4 separate regions of the Homo sapiens genome follow, and all the other regions are linked to region 3. Evidence: chromatin contacts called from ENCODE Hi-C or POLR2A ChIA-PET data. All regions are on one chromosome and are shown on one strand. The core of a region is the stretch at or near the end of the contact, and the rest is flanking DNA. Distances in the headings are between cores, read along the strand shown.

What was found. A loop is a pair of places that touch in the nucleus more often than their neighbours do. ChIA-PET counts read pairs that join two places held with the same protein, here RNA polymerase II (POLR2A). Pooled maps may share reads with other maps.
Region 1: a loop to region 3 is called in a map of CD8-positive, alpha-beta T cell, with 5 times the contacts of the local background. The contact joins the promoter of ERV3-1-ZNF117 here to the promoter of TMEM248 in region 3. A Hi-C loop is called at or near these places in 2 of 168 maps with a recorded cell type or tissue (CD8-positive, alpha-beta T cell and naive thymus-derived CD4-positive, alpha-beta T cell) and 4 of 50 pooled maps. POLR2A ChIA-PET finds 5 or more read pairs at or near these places in 1 of 52 experiments (GM12878).
Region 2: a loop to region 3 is called in a map of CD4-positive, alpha-beta T cell, with 6 times the contacts of the local background. The contact joins the promoter of ZNF92 here to the promoter of TMEM248 in region 3. A Hi-C loop is called at or near these places in 1 of 168 maps with a recorded cell type or tissue (CD4-positive, alpha-beta T cell), 1 of 37 single-sample maps with no recorded cell type and 6 of 50 pooled maps. POLR2A ChIA-PET finds 5 or more read pairs at or near these places in 1 of 52 experiments (HEK293).
Region 4: a loop to region 3 is called in a map of CD8-positive, alpha-beta T cell, with 8 times the contacts of the local background. The contact joins the promoter of VKORC1L1 here to the promoter of TMEM248 in region 3. A Hi-C loop is called at or near these places in 2 of 168 maps with a recorded cell type or tissue (CD8-positive, alpha-beta T cell and naive thymus-derived CD4-positive, alpha-beta T cell), 1 of 37 single-sample maps with no recorded cell type and 11 of 50 pooled maps.

What each region holds. Positions count from the first base shown.
Region 1 is chr7:65,001,411-65,007,995 of GRCh38, forward strand. It overlaps ERV3-1-ZNF117 (ERV3-1-ZNF117 readthrough), which reads right to left and starts at 5,336. Exons shown (of 4, transcript NM_001348050.2): 1 at 5,131-5,336. It overlaps ERV3-1 (endogenous retrovirus group 3 member 1, envelope), which reads right to left and starts at 5,277. Exons shown (of 2, transcript NM_001007253.4): 1 at 5,131-5,277. RefSeq lists an enhancer at 5,208-5,267 and a silencer at 5,368-5,537.
Region 2 is chr7:65,370,595-65,377,291 of GRCh38, forward strand. It overlaps ZNF92 (zinc finger protein 92), which reads left to right and starts at 3,261. Exons shown (of 4, transcript NM_152626.4): 1 at 3,261-3,406. The coding sequence starts at 3,404. RefSeq lists a silencer at 3,126-3,396 and an enhancer at 3,292-3,691.
Region 3 is chr7:66,918,440-66,924,366 of GRCh38, forward strand. It overlaps TMEM248 (transmembrane protein 248), which reads left to right and starts at 2,786. Exons shown (of 7, transcript NM_017994.5): 1 at 2,786-3,022. RefSeq lists a silencer at 2,828-3,077.
Region 4 is chr7:65,870,972-65,877,542 of GRCh38, forward strand. It overlaps VKORC1L1 (vitamin K epoxide reductase complex subunit 1L1), which reads left to right and starts at 2,103. Exons shown (of 3, transcript NM_173517.6): 1 at 2,103-2,594. The coding sequence starts at 2,401. RefSeq lists silencers at 1,795-1,854, 1,875-2,374, 2,088-2,267, 2,815-2,884 and enhancers at 1,950-2,501, 3,053-3,604.

The DNA.
Region 1 (6,585 bases), core at 4,086-6,585, 1.9 Mb before region 3:
TTTGTGGGTTTTTGGCAAGAAACACCAGGATGAAAAATGCTGTGGTGAAATTCCTAAGGTGGTGCCTAGTCCTGGGAGGTGTGAACACATCAATGTCTAGTGGGTATGTTTGTGAGTGGGTGGAAATCCTGAGGTGGCAGTGGTGGGAAAAGGAGGTCTGCTATAAGAGCTCCTTTCCTCTAAGTTTTCAGTCCTCTCTCACAGTGGGAGTGGGAGGAGACCTCAAATCCCAGGACAATGGGCAGTGTGACAGCCTGTGTACAGGAGAGCAGAGTCTCTCATTCCCAGACACCCAGAGTTCCATTCCAGGCCAGGCCTCTGAGATGTCTTTCTTCTGGCACCAAAACTGTAATGTTTGCTGAACACCAAGCAATTCTTCAAAACCAACACATTGTCTAAAATTTGAATTATGACCCCACTTAAGAGTCAGCACAGACCCTGATCCAGGGCTCAATCTCACAACACTGTCTTCACTGCAGACACCAGTCACAAACCCTATAGGTCCATCTATGCTTTTGAGCTACTGTTTAAAAATTCAGGACTCCCATAAATCTCTCAAGTTCAATAATTTTATAGAGCTGCTCACAGAACTCAGCAAAATACTGTAGTTATGTTTACCCATTTATTATACAAAATACAACCCAGAAAACTCAAGTGGAAAAAATGTATAGGACAAAGAAAAGACGTGGGGAAAGATGAAGCACATAGATAATCCTGGTAAATAGCGTTAATAAAATTCTCTATCCTTTGTGTTCTCCAGGAACAGTTTATGGAAAGAAACATCCTTTCATTATGACTTAGATGGTGCTCTCTTGTCTGACTTATCACATAACCAGACACTGACTCTGCACATTTTCTTCTTTTTTGTATTAAAAAATTAGCTAAATTTGTCTTCAGTGGTCAAAATAAAATGCTTTTTTGTTTGTTTTTTGAGATGGAGTCTCACTCTGTCGCCCAGACTAGAGTGTAGTGGCACGATCTTGGGTCACTGAAACCTCTGCCTCCAAGGTTCAAGCAATTCTCCTGCCTCAACCTCCAGAGTAGGTGGGATAACAGGCACATGCAACCATGCCTGGCTAATTTTTATATTTTTTTTTAGTAGAGATGGGGTTTCGTCATGTTGGCCAGGCTGGTCTCGAACTCCCGACCTCAAGTGATCCCCCGGCCTTGGCCTCCCAAAGTGCTGGGATTACAGGCATGAGCCATTGTGCCCAGCCTAAAATACTTCTTAATCAAACTTTACTTAAGTTTATCTCCTTTCCACAGGCTCCTGAACTTTGAGCTACTCTCAGTCTGAGCCAACATACAGCCCCATTTTATGTTCCTCCTAAAAACTTGCTGACTTCATGGTAAAACAATTTCTGATCTAAAATCTGATTTTTTTTCATCCTCCATTTGCTATTCCCCTCTGACCTTCTAATCTTTTTTGCTCCTCCCTAAGAAAGAAAGCCTTTATCTGTTTAAACTTTGCAATCCTTAAAGCTCTTATAGTTGGTACTTCGTTCTGTTGCAACACTCTTTTAGAATTCAATTTTTTTACATAAACCTAATTTAGCTCATTTTACAAAGTCTAGAAACTGCCTCAAAACAGTAACAATTTCATCTGCAGTAAGACCCTCCCAGTCCCATTCCATCTTAATGTTAACTGCATCTGTCTGTGGGTCCCCAGCTTTCCAGGGCTCTGTCACTTTTTTCAGTATAAAGGCTTCTTCCATGGCTAGAGTGAGCAGGCTGGGACATCTGCAGGGAAGGTTTCCTAGAAAGAATGAACTGAGCCTTTAATACCCTCCCTCCCTGGCTGGGTGCAGTGGCTCACACCTGTAACCCCAACATTTTGGGAGACCAAGGATCACCTGAGGTCAGGAGTTTGAGACCAGACTGGATAACATGGTGAAACCTCGTCTCTACTAAAAATACAAAAATTAGCTGGGTGTGGTGGCACCTGCCTGTAATCCCAGCTACCTGGGAGGCTGAGGCAAGAGATTTGCTGGAACCAGGAGGCAGAGGCTGCAGTGATCCAAGATCTCACCACTGCACTCCAGCCTGGGCAACAGAGCAAGGCTCTGTCAAGAAAAAAGAAAAAGAAAGAAAGAACCTCCCCGCTTTTTGCAGGCTCAATATTAGCATTAGCTTGGGGTCACTGGGCACAAGCTTTAATTTCCATGTCAGAGTTATTCACTTGGTTTTTGAAACTGAAAAATTCAGAAAAATTACTCAAACACATTGTTTATATAAGGGAAGGAAATTTTACGGTACTTACATTTCATACCTCAATAAGAAATACAAAAGCATTTATTCCTTTAAGACAATATGTTATTATTTCCATTAAAAATCATGTAGTAAACAATTAGTCATATGGGAGCACTTCTAGGAGATACCAAGTTTCCTCTCATAAAATTTAGCATTAACATCACATATCAAGATGATAGAGTACAGAACAGAGGTATTCCCTGTAACAAATGTACCCTGCAAAAAGAGGAACTGATGTTTTCATGAATGTAACTCACCAATTATCTACCACATTTTCTTATGGAAATGTATTCATTTTCTACAGCCAAAATGGAAGAGAGATTTTCCCTATTTTTTTCCTTTGTAGCACTCTAAAAACTAAGCCTTGGAATTCTGTTGGATGTCACCAAGTCATTAAAAAAACACACCTGGCTGGGCGCGGTGGCTCACGCCTGTAATCCCAGCACTTTGGGAGGCAAAGGCGGGCAGATCGGGCAGGTCACCTGAGGCAGGGAGTTCAAGACCAGCCTGACCAACATGGAAAAACGCTATCTCCACTAAAAATACAAAAAATTAGCTGGTGCATGGTGGCACATGCCAGTAATCCCAGCTACTTGGGAGGCTGAGGTAGGAGAATCACTTGAACCCAGAGGCAGAGGTTTCAGTGAGCTGATACTGAGCCATTGCACTCCAGCCTGGGCAACAAGAGCAAAACTCCGTCTCAAAACAAAACAAAACAAAAACAAAAACACACACCTGAGAAAATTTCTAAACTCGGTCTGGGAAAGAAAAAGGTAAATGAGTTTTGTTTTTGTTTTTGAGACAGAGTCTTCCTTAAATGAGTATTCTTAAGAATGGAATATAGGATTAGATATTTATTTTCTTCTGAGCCCCACCTCTTTTATGCCCTTTGTAAATATTTTCTTACCTTTTAAGCCCTACTAATAAAATGCAAGTTACAGTTAAAAAACTGTAGTCAAAATAAGTGAACAAACCTTTTCAAGGTGACAAACCCAGGGAGCTACGGTGCTCATTAAAAAACAGATGTGTTTGACTCATATGTCAAGTCAGGCCACCCAATCCCTTGAGAGATTCTCCCACCCCCATCCTGCTCACTTAAGTGCTCAGTGACCACCCTCTCCAGAGACACTGTACTAGGCCCCATTGAGTGCCCCAAGGTGCATTTCACTTTGCAAGTTGCTGCACCATCTCACTGGGGCCAGGTTTGATTTTTTTTTTTTTTTTTTTTTTGTCTTTTGGGATACTATTTTCTCTTTCATAATTCTTGGAGAATCCAGGTGGCAGTAATTATTTGTTTTTCCCTCATTACCACCATCTGATTGGCTGACCAGCAATGTGTCTTCGAGAAATGGAACCCGGGTTGCTTGAAGACAATCTTAACTTCTCTAAGGGTTTGCTTTTCAAAGGAAGAGTACCCCAGGAGACTCCTCTCAGCCTCAGGGCATCCACCTGCTCCCTTGAGAGGCTACACTCCAACTTCAGGCTGTCCTGTCTCCCATTCCCAGATATGCGAAGTTTCATTCCAGGCCAGGAGCTGAAATTTACTAGACATTGTAGCATACACAGCCACAGTGGATATCTTGATTTATCCCCAGACAGTACTGAAACCCAGAACCAGGGAAAAAACTGAAGGGTGGCTGAGGACACATTACCTTATAAAGTTTCCAAAGGGAAACCCTGACCCAAAAATATTCTGATAAGGTTTCTGTGGCTAGAGGCAATAAAAGGAAAGGAGGCACAGAACATTTTTTACAATACAGTGTCAGGGGATTATTCTTTGCTTTCTTCTCTTGGGAAATCTTTACAAACAGAAAACAAATCTTTTTTAAAATGCCAGCCAATGCTTTGTCAAAAAATGATTAATTAAAATATGGTACCTAAAATGTACACTAAAGTGTACATTAAAGGACAAATAGTTGATAATGTGAATTAGGGAGGGGAAATTGGCATTTGGGAATGTCAGAAGGAACTGGAAATTTAGTATTTTACTGCAAGCCAGAGTTAGGCTGGAGGAATGGGAAATGGGGAGAAGTCTTGAGACCCTGCTTGAGACAGAAGTGAAAAATGCAGAGGAAAATCAGTGCCCTGTGGAGTGTGAAAATAATTAAGTGGCAGGCAATTAGACTGAGGTGGCTCCAGTCCTAGGGTTGCTACTTGCAAAAAAATCTAACTCGAATGATTTTTTTCTAAAGTATTACATTGGGGGAAAATAAAATTCAGGCTTAACCAACTATAAACTGCCAATTAACCTCTCATTACATGACCAGGGAATTTCCACCTTGATCGTACAAATTAAGAAACTACATAACTTTACCTAACCAATTATTGAATTTGCTTTCCTTTATCATGCACTTTATAAAAGTGTTTTCTTCAAGCCCCTTCCATAAACCACAAACTACAAAACATAGCTTGGTGCTCTACAATTCTTGAATTACTCTTTAATTAAATTCTTTAATATTTCTGCGGAGACTTCCACAAATTTTTAATAGAAAAAAAGGGGGACTGGGAACCCCGCAGACCAAAGCTCTTCCCATTCATGAACTCTGCATCCTGAGTCAGTATTCTCCCCTGACGACCGTCCAGTGGTCCCTGCACAATCGGGGAGAGCTGCGGCAGTGGGGGCAGAGCTGCCCACAGAGGACTCCAGAACAAGGCACAGTCACTGCGCAGGGAGGAGACAGGATGCCCGGGGTCCGAGCTGTCAGCCCGGCCGCCATCCTATGGCTGAAGGGGACTGAGGGCCGAGCTGCGCCAAGGAGAACTCGGGGCCGCGGATTTTGGAGCCAGCTGCGGGGAGGCCAGAGTCCCGCCACAGCCACTTCCCACCAGTTCCAACCAGCCCCGCCCCCTCTCTCGGGATGTCGGACCCGGCACTCTCACCATTTCTAGGCTTCCAGTGGGTCCTGGCGTCTTAGCTGTGGATCTCCCAATACCTGCAGGTAACGAGGCCACAGAAGCTGGGCCTCTAGGAGCAGAAGACACAGAGCAGTGAAGACTACACCAGAAGCTCCGGCTGCCGCCAGAGACAAAGGCCCCACCAAACCCGGAAGCCGTCCTGTCTGCTCCAGCTGAGTGCCTGATTGGACGGGTCCCAGCCCAGCGTCCCTGATTGGATAATGTTTAGGGCCCCACCCTCTCAGGCCTTGATTGACAGAAGACGTGCTCAGATGCTGGGCTGAATGTAGAGTGAACCCTAAGCCTTTTCAGGCAGAGCTTCCTCCCTGAGCTGACCCAGGCCCTCCCCAGACGGCATTTGCCTTGTAAGGCAACCGTCTGAAATAAAATGTGAGCCATGTGTGAATTCTAAATTTTCTAGTAGTTAAGAAGAAAGAAGAAACAGGTGAAATTCATTCTAACCATTTAATAACCCAATATATCCAAAATATTATTTTAGTATAGGAGCAATATGTAATTATTAATGTAGTGTATATATTCTTGGAACTAAATCTTTAAATCTAACCCTGTATTTTACCTTTCTAGCACATCGCAGTTCAGACCAGCCATATTCCAGCTATCCTGTAGCCACACATGGCCAATAGCCACCACATTGAAGTGCAGCTCTGATTTCATACTTCCTCTCTCTCTCTCCTCAAACCTCCTGTGCTTCCTTCCCTCCCTCCCTTCTGCTAAGCTGATGCTCACTTCTCCAACGTTACTAGAAGCCCTCAGAGTGAATGTTCTTATCTTCCCACCATCCACCGACTGTGTCTCTGTTCCTTCCACTGTCACTGTGTAATAATTGCCCTTCTGCGGCTGGGCATGGTGGCTCATGCCTGTAATCCCAGCACTTTGGGAGGCTGAGGTGGGAGGACTGCTTGAAGCCAGGAGCTTGAGACCAGCCTGGGCAACATAGTGAGACTCCATCTCTACAAAAAAGTTTAAAAATTAGCCATGGGCTGGGTACGGTGGCTCACGCCTGTAATCTCAGCACTTTGGGAGGCTGAGGTGGGCGGATCACCTGAGGTCAGGAGTTCAAGACCAGCCTGGCCAACATGGTGAAACCCTGTCTCTATAAAAATACAAAAATTAGCTGGGCCTGGTGGCGTGCACCTGTAATTCCAGCTACTTGGGAGGCTGAGGCAGGAGGGTCACTTGAACCCAGGAGGTGGAGGTTGCAGTGAGCCAAGAACGCACCATTGCACTCCAGCCTGGGTGACAGAGCGAGACTGTGTCTCAAAAATAAAAATAAAAGTTAGCAAGGCGTGTTGGTGTGCACCTGTGGTCCCAGCTACTCAGGAGGCTGAGCTGGGAGGATAACTTGAGCTCACGAGTTCAAGGCTACAGTGAGGCATGATTGGGTCACTGCACACCAGCCTGGGTGATGGAGTGAGACCT
Region 2 (6,697 bases), core at 2,011-4,510, 1.5 Mb before region 3:
CTTTGCTTTTTTTGTCCATAAATCTTTTTCTACCAGGTGGCTGTGCTGAAGTCTCTCTGAGCCTACTCTGGATCCACAGGCTACCTGATTTGCAAATTATTTTTTGCTCAATTAAACTCTGATAAATTTAATATCTCTAAAGTTGGTTGTTTTTAAGTTTTCAAATTTTTTACAATAAAAAATAATGTGTTGGGCTTTGATTTTCTAAACTCATCCCTCAGCGATTTTCCCAGATTATTCTACGTTCTTTCAAAATGCTTCTGCAATTTCTTTTTTTAAAAAAATTTTCGAGATAGGGTCTCACTGTATCACCCAGACTAGAGTGCAGTGGTGTAACCACTTATGGCTGACTGCAGCCTTGACCTTCCGTGCTCAAGCAATCCTCCTGCTCCAGCTCCCCGAGTAGCTGGGACTACAGGCATGCACCATTATGCCATTATGCCTGGCTAATTTTTTTAACTTTTTTCATGAAGACAGGATCTTACTATGTTGCCCAGGCTGCACTTGAACTCCTGAGCTCAAGTGATTCTCCCATCTCAGCCTCCCAAACTGCCAAAATTACAGACGTGAGCCACCGTGTGCATCTGCAGTTCTTGAGAGTATTAGCAATAATTAAACAGTACTATATGGGCATAAATTTGAAAGAATCTGGCATCTATTCTAGAAGGGTCACTCGCCAGGATTTCAAGGGTCTAAGGCAGTTACTTTGGTAGTGTTATTTATGGAGGTGCATTGGCTTTGGGGTCAGACAGAGTTGATCCTGAATCTCAGCCCAGCCACTTAGTAGATGTGGGTCTTTGGACAAGTTTCCTGATGTACAAGAGTTCTATAAACCACATATGCAAAAAAAGGTAGAATGATACTGATTGCAAAAATGGTAGCAATTTTTTATCCCTTCTATGTCCACGCCCGTTGCCAGGGATTTTTACAGCTGTTCCCATTGAGATCCAGAATCTGTTTTCCGAAACCTAGATCTGGCTGGCCTTGTTTGCTCAAGGCAGTAAAAACATGTGACCATGATAGCGTGCCAGTTTGGGGCTTAGCAGTCTTGAATGCTTCTGTTTTTCTTTCACAATGCTGCCATCTCTGTGAAAAAAAGCCCATGCTAGGCAGCTGGAGGATGACATACCATGGGGAGGAGAAGCAAGGTGTCCCTGTTGACAGCTCCAGAAGCGCACATCCAGAAGCACAGCTGCCTAGTTAACAAGCAGCTGATAACACATGTCTGAAGGAGCTCAGCTGAGATCAGAAGAATTGCTCCACTGAGCCCAGCTTAAATGACTGACCATCTCAATTGTGAGCTAAGAAGCCTTAGCTGGGTTGGGCGCAGTGGCTCACGCCTGTAATCCCAGCACTTTGGGAGGCCGGGGTGGGCGGATTACCTGAGGTCAGCAGTTTGAGACCAGCCTGACCAACAAGGAGAAACCCCATCTCTACTAAAAATACAAAATTAGCCAGGCGTGGTGGCGCATACCTGTAATCTCAGCTACTCAGGAGGCTGAGGCAGGAGAATCACTTGAACCCAGGAGGCGGAGGTTGCGGTGAGCTGAGATCGTGCCATTGCACTCTAGTTTGGGCAACAAGAGCGAAACTCTGTATTTAAAAAAAAAAAAAAGCCTTGGTTGGTTTGTTATGCTGCAATACCTAACTAATACGTGCACACAGTGCAGATAGGATGCCAGGATTTAATGACAGGTTGATTACTGGTTGTTATAGTTACCTTCCAACAGTTGGCACCCTAAAAGTGCTGATTTTTTTTTCTGCTCTAAAGTTGGATGTTTTGTAAGATAATATTGAGTAATGCAGAAAAATATGTAGGCATGTTTGCATGGGATTGGTACTTGTACTCACACAATCCCCACGCCACAGGAGAAAACAGATAAACACACTCTGGCCACTAGGGCCAGGCCAAATAGCAAAATAAGTTTACCTTTAATCTGTTTTCTCTATACTTAAACACTGGAAGTGATGACTGTGGAGAGATCTGAAGACATAGCGTTTAATCTCCTGTGGCCCCATCATCTTTTGGTTACTGTCTGATCTCTGGAAGAAAGGTGGGCAACAGGTGGCCAGCAGTGGTGTACCTGTGGTTATTTTATTCTTGCTGCCCTCTGCTCTTTCTATGGTGACTATCTTGTTCCACCCTCAAAACTGTAGAAAGATGTTGGTAAAGAGAGGCTGTCCCCTCACTTCTGGCAGAAAAGGGGTGTTCAGACCCTTCACCCTCCTGATGTCAGGGCTGCATTTCAATGTGGCAGCTATTGGCCATGTGTAGCTACTGGCTGCCTGGAATGTGGCTGGTCTGAATTGCAATGTGCTAGAAAGGTAAAATAGAGTTAATTTCAAAGATTCAGTTCCAAATAAATATATATACTTTATTAATAATTACATATCACTCACATATTAGAATAAGGTTTTAGATATATTGGGTTAAATTGTTACAATCAATTTCACCTGTTTCTTGTTTCTTTTTAAAGTTTGGCTGCTAAAAAATGTACAATTCACGTGTCGCCCACATTTTATTTTAGAGGATTGCCTTCTTTTTAAAATTTCAGGCTGCCTGCTTAAAAAAACAGAAGTTGGCCGGGCTCTGTGGCTCACACCTGTAATCCCAGCACTTTGGGAGACCGAGGCGGGCGGATCACAAGATCAAGAGATCAAGACCATCCTGGCCAACATGGTGAAACCCCGTCTCTACTAAAAATACAAAAATTAGCTGGGTGTGGTGGCGTGCGCCTGTAGTCCCAGTTCCTCGGGAGGCTGAGACAGGAGAATCGCTTGAACCTGGGAGGCGGAGGTTGCAGCGAGTTGAGCTCGTGCCACTGCACTCCAGCCTGGCGACAGAGCTAGACTCTGTCTCAAAAAACAAAAACCAAAAACAAAACAAAACAACAAAACCAGAAGCCAGGAAGGTCATAAAATCTGAAAATTTTGAATAATTGGTATTATATTCTTTGCATTTGTGAATAGACATATAATATACTATTTATAAATGCATATGGCCTTATTCACAAGGTTAAATGCAAATACTGTCTGGGGTGGGCCTGACTCAGCTCAGGGAGGAAGCCCCGTCTGAAAAGGCTGCAGCTTAGGCTGTCACTCTTCCTTCAGTCCAGCATCTGATCACATCTCCCGTCACTCAGGGCCCGAAGGGGCGGGGCCTTAAACGTTATCCAATCAGGAACGCTGGGCTGGGAACCATCCAATCAGGCACGCAACTGGAGCGGACAGCACAGCTTCCGGGATTTGGCGGGGCCTTTGTCTCTCGCTGCAGCCGGCGCTCCACGTCTAGTCTTCACTGCTCTGCGTCCTGTGCTGATAAAGGCTCGCCGCTGTGACCCTGTTACCTGCAAGAACTTGGAGGTTCACAGCTAAGACGCCAGGACCCCCTGGAAGCCTAGAAATGGTGAGCCTGCTGGGTCCCACATCCCGAGAGAGGGGGAGGGTCTGGCTGGAACCGATTGGAAGTGGCTGTGGCGGGCCTCGGGCCTTCCCGCAGTCGGCTCCGAGATCCGCGGCCCGAGTTCTCCTTGGCGCAGCTCGGCCCTCAGTCTCCTTCAGCCATAAGATGGCGGCTGGGCTGACAGCCGGGACCCCGGGCGTCCTGTCTCCTCCCTGCGCAGTGACTGTGCTTTGGCCTGGAGCCCTCCCTGGGCAGCTCTGCACCCGCAGCGTCGCATCTCTCGCCGAGTGTGCAGGGACGACGGGAGAATAGTAAAGAGAAGAATCCTGACTCGGGGTGCGGGGTTTATGAATGGGAAGAGCTTTGGTCCGTGTGGTTCTCAGGTCCTCTTTTTTCCTATTAAAAATTTATGGGAGTCAAGGTAAAAATATTGAAGAATTTAATCAAAGAGCGATTCAGGAATTTTAGAGCACCCAGCTATGATTTGTAGTTTGTGGTCCGTGGGAGGGGCTTGAAGGAAACACTTTTATAAGATGCATAATGAAAAAAAACAAGTTTAATAATTGGTTAGGTACAGTTACGTCGTTTTTTAATTTGTATGATTAAGGTAGAAATTTCCTGGTCATGTAATCAGAGATTGTCAGTTTATAGTTGGTTAAGCCTGAATTTTGTTCCCTCGGTGTTATTTACCCTCCCCTCCCCCCGCCAAAAATGCATTTGAATTATATTTTTTTTAAAGTAGGAACCCAGGGACTAGAGCCACCTCAATCTAATTGCCTGCCACTTAATTATTTTCACATCCACAGGGGACTGATTTTCCCCTGCAGTTTTCACATGTGTCCCAAGCAGGGTCTCAAGTCTACCCCCCATCCCTCATTCCTCCAGCTTAATTCTGGCTTGCAGTAAAATACTAAATTTCCAGTTCCTTCTGACATTCCCAAATGCCAACTTACCCTCCCTAATTCGCATTAGCAAGTGTGTTTCCTTTAGTGTACATTTTCGATGGCATATTTTAATTAATCATTTTTGGCAAAGCATTGGATGGCACGTTTTAAAAGATTTGTTTCCTGTTTGTAAATATTTCCTATGAGAAGAAAGCAAAGAATAATCCCCTAACATTGTATTGTAAATCTCTGTGCCTCTTTTCTTTTTATCTTCCTTAGGCACAGAGATCTTATCAGAATGTTTTTGGGTCATGGTTGCTTTCCCTTTGGAAACTTTATGGGGTGATGTGTTCTCAGCCACCCTTCAGTTCTTTTTCTGGTCCTGGGTTTTAGTACTGTCTGGGGCAAGATACCTACCATGGCAATGTCGCTAGAGTGTCTAGTAAATATCAGCTCCTGGGTCATTTTCTCTCGTAGAATAACCTGAAGTATGGAATGTAGCTTCTCAAGGGAGCAGGTGGATGCCCTGGGGCTGAGAAGCATCTCCTGGGCTACTCTTCCTTTGAAAAGCTTACCCCTTGAGATATTAAGATTGTCTTCACTCAACCCAGCTTTCATTTCTTGGAGAAACATTGCTGGTCAGCCAATCAGATGCTGGTACTGGGAGGAAAACACCAAAATTATTTCTGTCCCCAGGATTCTCTAAGATTTGTGGAAAAAAAAAAAGTATTCCAAAAGATACAACAAAACCTGACCTGGAGATCGAGACCATCCTGGCCAATATGGTGAAAGCCGGTTTCTACTAAAATACAAAAAATTAGCCAGGCATGGTGGTGCATGCCTGTAATCCCAGCTACTCGGGAGGCTGAGGCAGGGGAATCGCTTGAACCCGGGAGAGGGAGATTGCAGTGAGCCAAGATCATGCCACTGCACTCCAGCCTCGAGACTCCGTCTCAAACAAACAAACAAAAACAACCTGATCCCAGTGAGATGGTACAAGAACTTGCAAAGTAAAATACACCTGGGGTATAGTGTCTTCTGAGAGGGTGGTTATTGAGTCTCCCTCTATTGCCCAGGCTGGAGTGCAGTGGCGTGGTCTCGGCTCACTGCAACCTCTGCCTTCTGGGTTCAAGAGATTCTGCTGCCTCAGCCTCCCGAGTAGCTGGAATTACAGGCACGCACAACCACACCCGACTAGTGTTTTGTATTTTAGTAGAGACTGGGTTTCACTCTGTTGCCCAGGCTGGTCTCAAACTCCTGAGCTCAGGCAGTCCACCTGCCTTGGCCTCCCAAAGTGCTAGGATTACAGGCGTGAGGCACCACGCCTGCTGACAAATCTGTTTTCTGATCAGCACTGCTACTTCCTGGGTTTGTCACCTTGAAAATATTTTTTTTTACTTATTTTGACTTTCATTTTATTAGGGCTTGAAAGGTAAGACATATTTACAAAGGGCATAAAAGAGGTGAGTTTCAGGAAAAAATTAATATCTAATCACATATTCCATTTGCTAAAAATTCTTTTACCTTTTTTGTTTTTCCCAGAATGAGTTTAGGAATTTTCTCACTTGTTTTTGTTGTTTCTTGAGACAGACTCTTGCTCTGTCACCCAGGCTGGAGTGCAGTGGTGTGATCTCAGCTCACTGTGACCTCTGCCTCCCAGGTTCAAGCGATTCTGCTGCCTTAGCCTCCTGAGTAGCTGACATTACAGGTGCGTGCCACCATGCCTGGGTAATTTTTGTATTTTTGGTAGAGACAAGATTTCACCATGTTGGTCAGGCTGGTCTTGAACTCCTGACCTCGTGATCTGCCCACCTTGGCTTCCCAAAATGCTGGGATTACAGGCGTGAGCCACCGCGCCTAGCCCACTTGTGTTTTTTATGGCTGGGTAATTACAAACATAATTCTAAGGCTTAGCTTTTAGAATGCTACCAAGGAAAAGAATAGAGATAATCTCTCTTCCATTTTGGCTGTAGAAAATGAATACATTTCCACAAGAAAATATGGTAGATAATTGGTGAGTTACATAGATTCACTTTGCAGAGTAAATTTGTTACAGCGAATATGTCTGTTCTATACCATGTTATCTTGATGTCTGAGTTTCACGCTAAATTTTACGAGATTAAACTTGGTACCTACTAAAAGTGTTCCCATATGACTACGTGATTTTTAATGGAAATAATAAAATAATAAATCTGTTGTCTGAAGGTAATAGATACTTTTGCTTTTCTTATTGAGGTGTGAAATGTAAGCACCTTAAAATTTCCTTCCCTCGTATTTATACTGTGTTTGAGTAATTTTGCTGGATTTTTCAAACACTTAGTTTCAAAAACCAAGAGAATGACTCTAACATGGAAATTAAAGCTTCAGCCCAATGACTCCAAGCTATGGCTATTATTGAGCCTGCAAAAGG
Region 3 (5,927 bases), core at 1,536-4,035:
TTTTTTTTTTTTTTTTTTTAGACAGTCTCACTCTGTTGCCCAGGCTGGAGGGCAGTGGCGCAATCTCAGCTCACTGCAACCTCTGCCTCCCAGGTTCAAGTGATTCTCCTGCCTCAGCCTCCTGAGTAGCTGGGATTACAGGTGCCCACCACCATGCCCAGCTAATTTTTTTATTTTTATTTTTTAGTAGAGACAGGGTTTTACCATGTTGGCCAGGCTGGTCTTGAACTCCTGGGCTCAAGCGATCCTCCTGCCTCAGCCTCCCACTGTTGGGACTACAGGCGTGAGCCAACACACCTGGCTTCAAATGATAACTCTATGTTAAACTTTTTGAGAAATTGCCAGATTGTTGTTTAAAAGTGGCTGCACCATGTAATCTTTTTTTAAAAAAAGAATTTTACAATCCAGCTGGACATGGTAGCTCACACGTATAATCCCAGCTCTTTGGGAAGCTGAGTAAGGAGGATTGCTTAAGGCCAGAAGCTCAAAACCAGCTTGGGCAACACAGTGAGACCTTGTCTCTATTTAAAAAGGTTTCTTTTTTTTTTTTTTTTTTTTTACTGGACTCGGGCTCACACCTGTAATCCCAACAGTTTGGGAGGCCAAGGTGGGCAGATCACTTGAGGCCAGGAGTTCGTGACCAGCCTGACCAACATGGCAAAACACCTTCTCTACTAAAAATACAAAAATTAGCGGGGCGTGGTGGCATGCGCCTGTAATCCCAGCTACTCAGGAGGCTGAGGCAGGAGAATCGCTTGAACCCAGGAGGCAGAGGTTGCAGTGAGCCAAGATCGTGCCACTGCACTCCAGCCTGGGCGACAGAGCGAGACTCCATCTCAAAACAAAAACAAAAATTTTTTTTGAAATCCCATACAAGGCAGCTAGGATGAAAGGTTTGAGGTTGCCTTTTTTACATTCTCCTACGGTCTCAATCACTAAGTCATATATGGTGCCATTGGTGGTGGGGCTCCTTTAATTACATTATCAGTCCTAGCCTGGTAAGGGACATCTCATTAGGAAGTTTGGTTCCATCATTATATACACAATTCAATACTGCCTGCACTTGCAGATAATGTCACACCCATTACAACAAGGAAGATAATTCAAATGGTGCAAGATAACAAAAGAGGGCAAGAATCATGGAAATAAGAGGGTATTCAGTGAAGGAACTGAGCCATTGTGTTGAACATTACAGGCTTCACCTGATAAACTTTTGTTAAAGATGGCTGGGTGTGGTGGCTCATGCCTGTAATCCCAGCACTTTGGGAGGTGGAAGTGAGCGGATCACTTGAGCCCAGGAGTTTGAGACCAGCCTGAGCAATTTGGGGGAAACCCCATTTCTGTGAAAAATATGAAAATTAGCTGGGCACGATGGTGCACATCTGTGGTCCCAGCTACTCAGGAGGCTGAGACAGGAGGATCACTTCAGCTTGGGAGGCCGAGTCTGCAGTGAGCCATGATCATGCGACTGCACTCCAGCTTGGGTGACAGAGCAAGACCTTGTCTCAAAAGCAAGAACAACAAAACTTTATTACCTTTAAAGCACCCTGTACTCCTCCCCCATCCCATTCCCCTAACACTTAACATGAAGTTTATACATCTTTTTCTCATGCTTCATGTCAGTTCAAACAATTATGTATGCATCTCTAAACAATATGTTATGAACTTGCCTGTTTTGAATTTTACATAATGGAAATATGTAGCAGTGTACCATTTTGTGATTTGGTCCCTGCCAATATAGTCTGCAATTGACTACCATAATTGTGTGAGCTGTATTAAATAATTTTCACTGGTCTTTTGTACCCGATTAAACACGAAGATGGGCCAGGCGTGGCAGCTCACACCTGTAATCCCAGATCCTCCCGAGGTGGGAGGATCACTTGGGTCCAGTAGTTCGAGACCAGCTTGAGTAACATAGGGAGACCCTGTCTCTACAAAAACAAACCAAACCATGAATATATCAAAGTTGGTTTTTACATTTGACTGTATGGACATCTGCTTTTTCTCCCCAATTTTTAGTGAGTCATACTGCTGCTAAAAACATTGGTGTTGCTATGAGCATTATTTTGTCTACTTGTGCATAGGTGCAACTGTTTCTCCAGGGTAATATATTCTCAAGAGAGGATGTGTATATCTTTAAGTGTACTGCATAATGCCAAATTACTTTGCAAAGTGATTGTACAAAATTATACTTTAAAAATTTTCATTTTCATTTTATTTTATTTATAAATAGAGTCAGAGACTCCCTATGTTACCCAGGCTGGTCTGGAACTCCAGGACTCAAGCGATCCTCCTGCCTTGGCCTCCCAAAGTGCTGAGATTACAGGCCTGAGCCACCGCGCCTGGTCCAAAATTACATGTTTATCAGCAGTGATTAATATACAAGCACATCAACAGACACACGCATAGCACACACATGAGCATGCACACGTGTGCGCACTCCCTACACATCTACGCATGCACACACCCATACCATCACACACCACACACGCGCACACAGATGCACATACATGCACTCACTGCACACACCGTTGTACACGATGCACACTACAAGCCACATACACGCACTACGCACACACGCACACGCACAACACCAGACCGGCACACAGACCCATAAACGTCCATCACGCACTCCACGCACGTCCGCATGCACGCTACCCGTCCCGGAAGCGTGGTCTCCGCCGCCTGCCTCTGACGAAGCTTGTCCCGGCCGCGCCACCGTCGGACGCCCGGGGTCGGAGGTCACGGCGGCGTTGGAGGTGGCGTGGTTTTTTTTTTTTTTTTCACCCGGAAACCGCGGTTGCCGGAGCCCGAACTGAGGCGGCGGCGGGAGCCCGGTTGGCGTCTGGTCTTCGCGTCGGCCCCGCGGAGCCAGACGCTGCCCCCGGCGCGGGGAGAAGATGGTGCCTAGCGGCCTCGGGCCCGCCACGCGCCGCCACGAGTGAGCCCAGCGCGACCGCGGGCGTCCGCCGAGCAGCTGGCCCGGCTGGGCCCGGGGCGCGCAGCTGCCCGCCGGGGCGGGGTGAGCCGGGGCTGGAGGGCGGGCTGGGGTCGGGCCCAGTCGGGGCTGCCCGCGGGGCCGGGAGCGGGGAGCGTGCTGGTCGGGAGCGGCTCCTCCGCCGGCTTTTTTCACCGCTTCTCAGGGTGCAGACCCCGCCCCAACTGCTGGCGGGGGTCGCCCAGCATCGGCCGACCTCGGCCTGGTCCCCCCACACTGGGGTTTGCCCACTCGCGTCCCCCGAGCCAGGGTTCCCTGCCGGCCTTGGAGATGGCGGGACTTCCCACGTCTGGAGCCGAGGCCTGGATAATTCGGATTTGGCACGGGAAACATCTTGGTCGTTTGCCATTTTTCGGCTTTGGGGAGTGTTTGCGTTTCTTCTCCGTTTGGCAGTGAAACACATCTCAGAAAGGTGGGAGGGAGAGACTCACGTACGTCCACAAAGTTAAATGGCATAGTGGTGTTCCCTGTGTCAAGCTTGGTAAATATCCGGAATGGGGTGGATTCTTTCTTCATGTTTTTAATAAAATGAGGAGTGATCGCAAGGTAATCTAGAGGCATGTAGTTTCAGTTCCCTTGATGGGGACCATCAGAAATAAAACCAGGCTTGTTGTGCTGTTTTGAGTCGTTTGAACGCCGTACCCATCGGACAGCTGGTGAGGAGGCCTTTGTGGAAGAATCTGATGTCTGAGTTTAGTTCTCAACTAGCAGGTGACAGCCCTCACTGGCTGATGAATGGTGAGCTTCTCTGAAGCCTGCTTTGTAAAGATTGTGGCTTCCGCCTGAACTGCTTCTTTCCTGCCTCAAAGGTGAGCCGCTACGGGAGGGAATGGGAAGAAAAACTCCGAGACTGCTGATGAATATGTGATAAAGTGGTTTGTCTCGATAGCACCATCAGCTTGGGTCAGCTTAGGGTCTCAGCATGTGTATCTCATTTGTAGATGAGTGTTCCATCAGCGCTTGACCGATAAGGGTGTCCATCTACTTCCTCTTTTCATCTAGGGATTCTGACAGGAAATAGACCTGTCGCGCACCTAAGGTATACTTAGGTGTGCATTGACCCTAAGTGCATTTACTCTCTAGGATTAAGGATTTGGAGTTTCAACTTGTAGTGAAGATTCTGGGAGAATTCCTGTGGCCTGAATCAGGTGGACTGGAATCACTGCTAGCACCGGAGTCTCAATGCTAAAATCACCAAAGGCTAGTTAACTGGCACCTTCTCCGTTTAGGCTCTAGCTGCATCTGTGGCAAGGAGGAAAGGTAGATTATATATATATATGTTTTTGAGACAGAGTCTCACTCTTGTCGCCCAGGCTGGAGTGCAGTGGTGCGATCTCTGCTCACTGCAACCTCTGCCTCCCAGGTCCAAGCAATCCTCCTGCCTCAGCCTCCCTAGTAGCTGGGATTACAGGTGCCCGCCACCATGCCCAGCTAATTTTTGTATTTTTAGTAGAGACAAGGTTTCACCATGTTGGCCAGGCTGGTCTTGAACTCCTGACCTCAGGTGATCCATCCTCCTCGGCCTCCCAAAGTTCTGGAATTATAGGCGTGAACCACCCGCACCTGGCATAAGTGCGAATATATTAATAGTTTCTGCCTGTAAGGAATGTACTTAGAGGAAGCAATAGGCTAGAAAATGTGGCAGGACTGAATTGCCATAGTGGTATACCAACTGTTCAGGATTTTGTTATGGTTAGGATCAGAAACTAACTTTTTTTTTTTTCTTGAGGCGGAGTCTTGCTCTGTTGCCTAGGCTGGAGTGCAGTGGCGCGAAGTTAGCTCACTGCAACCTCTGCCTCTCAGGTTCAAGCGATTTTTCTGCCTCAGCTGCCTGAGTAGCTGGGATTACAGTTGCCTGCCACCACGCCTGGCTAATTTTTGTATTTTTGGTAGAGACGAGGTTTCATGTTGTTGGCCAGGCCTTGAACTCCTGACCTCAGGTGATCTGCCCACCTTGGCCTCCCAAAGTGCTGGAAGTATAGGTGTGAGCCACCTTGCTCAGCCCGAAACTCGTGAAGTAAACTTTGAGGTGGACCTAGAAAGATCAAGAGGATTTGGGCCATTCAGAATTAGCTGGGAAATGAAAAAACTAGGGCCAGTTGGTGGACAAGCACCCAGGCTAGGTAGCTGGACAATCAGTGCCTAGAAATATTGGCAGAGGCAGCTAGTTAAGGGTTAAATGCTTTTCTAAGAAAGATAAGCATAAGCTACCCAGTCTAGTTTCTCGTAGATTTCTGGGTTTTTTTGTTTTTGTTTTCTTTGAGATGGAGTCTTGCTCTGTTGCCCAGGTTGGAGTGCAGTGACGCAGTCGGCAACCTCTGCCTTCTGGGTTCAAGCGATTCCTCAGCCTCCTGAGTAGCTGGGACTACAGGTGCATGCCGCCACACCCAGCTAATTTGTGTATTTTTAATGGAGACAGGGTTTCACCATGTTGGCCAGGCTGGTCTCAAACCCTTGACGTCAAGTGATCCGCCTGCCTCAGCCTCCCAATGTGCTGGGATTACAGGCGTGAGCCACCAGGCCTGGCCTTTGGTTTCTAAAGAATTGTTTTCATTTAATGAGTTTGTCTTGTTCTGTAAGAGGCCGTTGGCATAAAACAATGCTTAACTTATTTTATTAAGGACAATGAAAAAGATGCTGATTGTCATTCCTGTCTGGTATTGACAATCAGGAAATTAAATTTGATGTCTGTGAGTTGTTTCAGTGCCTGTGTTCAGTTTGCAGGAGCACAGCTCTAGTCTGGTCTCTGCAGCTCTGGCTACAGCCAAAGGATAAATGGCAAGCCCTTCAGTCCTCTCCAGAGGGTTTTTAGTGAAATCTGGTCCATGTCACAGAGATGGTGTGTTTCCCTTGCCCAGTACTGAAGAACCTTTGAAGCCATTCACACAGGATGCCATGTAATTGCTCTAGATGATATGACTGATCTCAG
Region 4 (6,571 bases), core at 853-3,352, 1.0 Mb before region 3:
GACCAGGGCTCCCTATGTTGCTCAGGCTGGTCTTGAACTGCTGGCCTCAAGCAATCCTCCTGCCTCAGCCTCTCAAAGTGTTGTGAGCCACCCCACCTGGGCAGAGCAAGGATGTTTTTGAGGACTGTGGTAGATAGCTTCCTCATATTCATGTCCTGTGTAATCCTCTCCCTCTGAGCATGGGCTGGACCTAGGGACTATTTTCTTTTTCTTTCTTTCTTTCTTTTTTTTCTTCTTTTTTTGAGATGGAGTTTTTCCTTGTAAGCCAGGCTGGAGTGCAATGGTGTGAGCTTGGCTCACTGCAACCTCCACCTCCCAGGTTCAAGTGATTCTCATGCCTCAGCTTCCCAAGTAGCTGGGTTTACAGGCATGTGCCACCGCATCCGGCTAATTTTTGTATTTTTAGTAGAGACGGGGTTTCACCATGTTGGTCAGCTGGTCTCGAACTCCTGACCTCAGGTGCTCTACCCACCTCGGCCTCCCAAAATTCTGGGATTACAGGTGTGAGCCACCATGACTGGCTGGACCTAGAGACTATTTTCTAAGTAGCAATAGACTTCGTAAAAGTGATGGGATGTCACTTCTGGGATTAGGTTTCAAAAAAGGACTGTGATCTCACTCTCATTTTCTTTTTCTGTCTCTTCCTCTTTCTCCTCCCTCTCCCTGGGGTAAGCCTGCCGCTTCTTACCAAGAGGTGCAAGTGGACAGGAAATGATGTCTCCAGCCAACAGCCAGAGAGGACCTCAGGCCTGCCAGCAGCAGTGGAAGTGAGTTTGAAAGAGGATTCTGAAGCCTTGAGAGAGCTGCAGCCCTGGCTGACAGCTTGATTGTATCCTCATGAGAGCCTGAGCCAGAGGACACAGCTAACCTCACCCAGATTCCTAGCCCGTGGAAACTGTGAGGGAAAAAAAAGTTTATTGTTTATTAACTGCTAAATTTGGGGTGATTTTTACCCAACAATAGATAACGAATACAAGGATATTGCTTATTATTCAAAATCACTATATAAAGCCCCTGAAAAATTGAAAGCTGCAACCAGGGAAACACTGAAAATCTCCAAGAACCCTGTGTTTCTTCTTAAAGACAGTGAGAAAAAGCACATACATCTGTTTTCCTTTTAGTTTTGGCCACCAGGAAGCTCAGAGCCAAATTTATGATGCAATTTTAATAACTATGTAAGCCCCTATGGCCTGCTTATCTGTGTTCTTATTCCTGGCCTTTCATTTTATTCTGACTTTTCTTTTTCTTCGTCCTGATTGTATTAGCTCATCTTTATTTTTCTATATTATATGAGTTATGGTAAGCAACTTCAAATTCAGCTTACGGAAAAGCAAGGCATTCGTAAATCTCTCTTTTTTTTTTTGAGACTCTTACTCTATCGCCCAGGCTGGAGTGCAGTGGCACGATCTTGGCTCACTGCAACCTCCACCTCCCGGGTTCCGGCAATTCTCATGCCTCAGTCTCCCGAGTAGCTGGGATTACAGGCGCCCACCACGACACCGGGCTAATTTGTTTTTGTTTGTTTTTTGTATTTTTAGTAGAGACGCGGTTACGCCATGTAGGCCAGGCTGGTCTCGAACTCCTGACCTCAAGTGATCCACCTGCCTCGGCCTCCCAAAGTGTTGGGATTACGGGTGTAAGCCACTGTACCCGGTCCATAAATCATTTTTTAAAAATAGTTTTTAAATTTAAAACATAGTTTTGCACATTAAAAAAAAAGTTTTGCACAGGTCTAACCGAAGGTGGTGGTGGGAAGATCAGGTCATAGGTGTGGGTCTCTGGAGCTCCAAGCATTGGCCAGGGTTGATTTGGATTGGGTCAGAAATATACAACGAAAAAGGGAAAAAGGATGGCAATTGATTGCCATCCCCAGAGGGAGGGGCCGAGGGTTCGCCCAGTCACCCACAGTGGCATCCTTGCAATGTGCTAGTTAGACCGCTCCTTTAAGTCCCTCCCGCACTGGCCCGCTCGGCCCCGCCCCTCTCTGGCTCCGCCCCTCCCCACCCCTGCCCCGCCCATCCCCACCCCTGCCCCACCCCTTTCTCCCCCGGGCTCCACCCCTCGCGCGCGACCGGCCGCGCGGCGCAGCGCCACGCCGCCTCAGTCTCCGCCCGCCGATCCGGCCTCTTCGGCCGTTGCGCACTCCACCCCCTCCCTCCGCGCCCGCGCGCGCCTTCCCCGCCCCGTCCGCCTCACTCCTTTTGGGGCGGTTGGGCCGCGCGCCTGTGGGGGCGGGGCCCGGAGCAGGCCACCGAGCCAATGGGGCGCGGCGGCGGCGGCGGCGGTGGTGGCGGCGGCGGCGGAGGCGGCGGTGGCGGCGGTGGCGGCTGGGTCGGGCCCCGACGGGCGGCGGCGGCTGAGGTGGAGGCGGAGGGAGGCGGCGGCGGCGGCGGCGGGAAGATGGCGGCTCCCGTCCTGCTAAGAGTGTCGGTGCCGCGGTGGGAGCGGGTGGCCCGGTATGCAGTGTGCGCTGCCGGAATCCTGCTCTCCATCTACGCCTACCACGTGGAGCGGGAGAAGGAGCGGGACCCCGAGCACCGGGCCCTCTGCGACCTGGGGCCCTGGGTGAAGTGCTCCGCCGCCCTTGCCTCCAGGTAGCCGGCTTGGGGGAGTGGGCCAGGAGCGGCCGAGCGGGGCGAGGGTGGAGTCTCGGGGTGGGGAGCGCGCGGCGGGAGCTCAGGCCTGGGGGCGGCGGGGACCGGGCCGCTGGGGAACTGACGGGGTCGGGTCGGGGCCAGGCGGGGGGCGGCGGCGGGGCGCTCCTGCCCGGGGGGCGGCCTGAGCCCAGGCCGCGGGGCGGAGGTGGCGGGGCCGCGAGGCAGCCGGGGAGGGATGAGGTGGCAGAGTGCAGCCGGGAGGCCGGGGCGGACGCGGAGCGGTCGGGCGGGCTGGGGCCCGGCTGTGCAGGAGCGCGAGGGGGCTGCGGAGGGTGGGTCCAGGCTGGCTTGACAGGTTTCCTGGTTCTCGGGAGGCGGGCCGGGGGTGTGGGACCTTGTCCACCGCACCCTTGAGACCAGCGGCAACCTCTTGTCCCCCCGATCGCTGCAGCCGAGGCTTTGGGGCCGGCGCGGAGACAGGGGGGTTGCCTTTCCCACTGTCTTCCTGGTGCTAGGACAGGTGTTTCCGTGGTCAGGCCTCTTTGTACTCCAGCGCTAGTGAGAATTTGCAGACTTAACTGGGACGGTGACATTTGCTGGCAAACACGAATTTGACCCTACTGTGGAAGAAGATACCCGCACTTAACATATCTGATTTCTTGGATTCCCTCTCGTATGTTTCAGTGTGCCAGGAGAAGGAAATGGTCTGAGTTTGGGTCTAGTTTAAGCTTCATTGGAGTAAAGGACAAGTATGTTATGTATATGGTGGTGTTTTAGGCATTGGAATGACTTTTAAACGTTGTTGCCTATTAGCATATTCGAGACCAGCATATTGGTCAGGCTGGTCTCGAACTCCTGACCTCAGGTAATCCACCCACCTCTGCCTTCCAAAGTGCTGGGAATCAAGCATGAGCCACCGCGCCTGGCCTGCTTAAGTGCTTAAAATTGACTTTTCTTGGCCGGGCACAGTGGCTCACGCCTGTAATCCCAGCACTTTGGGAGGCCGAGGCGGGTGGATCATGAGGTCAGGAGTTCAAGACCAGCCTGGCCAACATGGTGAAACCCCGTCTCTACCAAAAATACAAAAATTAGCTGGGTGTGGTGGCATGTGCCTATAGTCCCAGCTACTCGGGAGGCTGAGGCAGGAGAATTGCTTGAACCTGGGAGGCAGAGGTTGCAGTGAGCCAAGACCACACCATTGCACCCCAGCCTGGGCAACAGAATGAGACTCCATCTCAAATAAATAAATAAAATATAAATAAATAATTTTTAAAAATTGACTTGTCTTTAAAAAAGTGTATTTAGCATACACTCTAAATATTCTCATAGTTATATCCTGCAAGAGCTGCATGTTTGTGCATAAAACATCAAGTAGTATATTAAAAGTATGTATAAGTACATGTAAGACTAAAGGTAACTGGATCTCTTTATAGTTTTAAATGTGAATTTAATATGTTGTGACTGAAAGTGATGTTTCATTGTGTAGCTGTGGACATAAAATAGTTTAACTTAGATGCTTGCCAAAGGAGGGTAGGTAAAAATAAGATTTGCTAATAAGAAGAGTAGATAACTTATTTGCCATGTATACAGTGAAATTAAGAAATTTGTTCAATTTGATCAGCCTGTTTATAAACTACTTGCAAAAATCAAGTAGCTTATAAACTACCCATTTAATAAATGAATTTACAAATCAACTTGTTTTGCAGGTAGTTTATATGCAGGCTGATCAAAATCACATATGTATATATACATATATAATCACATATATGTACATATATAGACTCATTTTCTTTTGGAAGTGTGTAGACAAAACATCATTGAAAGTTTTTATTTTGTCAAGCTGAAAGACACTTTTCTTTTTTTTTCTGAGACGGAGTCTTGCTCTGTCACACAGGCTGGAGTGCAGTGGTGCGATCTCGACTCACTGCAACCTCCACCTCCCGGGTTCACTCCATTCTCCTGCCTCAGCCTCCTGAGTAGCTGGGACTACAGGCGCCCGCCACAACGCCCTGCTAATTTTTTGTATTTTTGGTAGAGACGGGGTTTCACCATGTTAGCCAGGATGGTCTCGATCTCCTGACCTCGTGATCCGCCCTCCTCGGCCTCCCAAAGTGCTGGGATTACAGACGTGAGCCACCGCGCCTAGCCTGAAACAGACTTTAAATGAAAGCTGATTATTGGACACCTCAAGTTAGTTTTTTTTGAGTGGTGATTGCCATGTAGCAGTAGTACTCAAATATGTGACTCTTTTAGGAAAAGAAAGTTTGAGCCCAGAGGAAAGTTAACAGACAAAGATTCTGAAGAAAATCATCTTCCAGGATCCAGAGTCAGCACGTGGTTTTGGATTGCTCAAACTCACTTTATTCTCATTTCGCAAGCCCTGTGTCTTAATCCAAACACGGTAAGGTAGAGATTAATGAGAGAATCTTGAGAGGCAGGTGTTATCTGTGTGTAAAGTCCTCTATTATTTTGGGGAGGCATAATGATGGAAAGTTCCAGATTTTATATTTCTAAAGAAATATTTCACCGAAATTAGTAGGCTACAATAGAAATGCTGATTTTTCAATTCTACCATGTACAGCCAGTAAAAACAATAACACACCACTATCTCCTGTCACCATCATTTCATTTAACAAAAGGATATTTCCATTCAAACAATTTGAAAGAACAGAATCTCTCAGAATAAAATATTTTTAAATGGAATCATTTAGCTATATGGAAAAGTTTACTTTCAGACCAGCCTGGCCAACATGCTGAAACCCCGTCTCTACTAAAAATACAAAACAAGCTGGGCGTGGTAGCATGCACCTGTAATCCCAGCTACTCGGGAGGCTGAGGCAGGAGAATCACTTGAACCTGGGATGCAGAGGTTGCAGTAAGCCAAGATCGCGCCATTGCACTCCAGCCTGTGTGACAGAACGAGACTCTGTCTTTAAAAAAAAAAAAAAAAAGTTTACTTTCGTGTCCTTACTTTTTCCCATTTTCCCATAAATCGGTGAAAACTCTGCTGCAAACCTGCACCAGCCTGCCAGCTAACATTCAGTTAGCAGTCCCTGCCCCCTTGGTTTGGTACACTGAGCTCAAATCTAAGGGATCTGGGTGGGCTTCCACCTCTCCCAGTTCTTAGGCTTGTGGCCTTATCTTCATGGTGCCTCAGTTTCTTATGTTAAATAGGGCTTTTAACACCTACTTAGGGCCTGGTGCAGTGGCTCACACCTGTAATCCCAGCAGTTTGGGACGCTGACACCTGGCAGACCTCTTGAGCTCAGGAGTTTCAGACCAGCCTGGGCAACAGGGCAAAACCGTGTCTTTACAAAAAATACAAACGTTAACCGGGCATGGTGGCGCATGCCTGTATTTCCAGCTTCTTGGGAGGCTGAGGTGTGAGGATCACTTGAGCCTGAGAGGCTGAGGTCTGCAGTGAGCCATGATGGTGCCACTGCACTCCAGCCTGGGTGGTAGAGAGAGACCCTGTCTCAAAAAAAGAAAAACAAAAAAACCTACTTTGCCAGATTAGTGTTACGATGAAAAGTGATACATGTATGTTCCTGAAATAAAGCCTGTCCTCAGTTATAGCTGTTACCATTGATTGGAGATGTTCTTTTTTTTCCAGTGTTTGATAATAAATGCCTTTAAGTATAAGTTTCTTGTACATACTTGTTTATATGTTTAAACATTAATTGTTTTAATGTAGTTTATTGCTGACTTTATAGCATAGTATAAAGATGTGTTCATTTAAAACAATTTTGAAGTTGTGCAAGAGAAACTAATGCAGAATATTCTTTTTTTTTTTTTTGATGGAGTCTCGCTGCTCTGTCACCCGGACTGGAGTGCAGTGGCATGATCTCAGCTCACTGCAACCTCCACCTCCCGGGTTCAAGCGATTCTCCTACCTCAGCCTCCCAAGGAGCTGGGATTACAGGTGCCCACCACCATGCCCGGCTAATTTTTGTATTTTTAGTAGAGACAGGGTC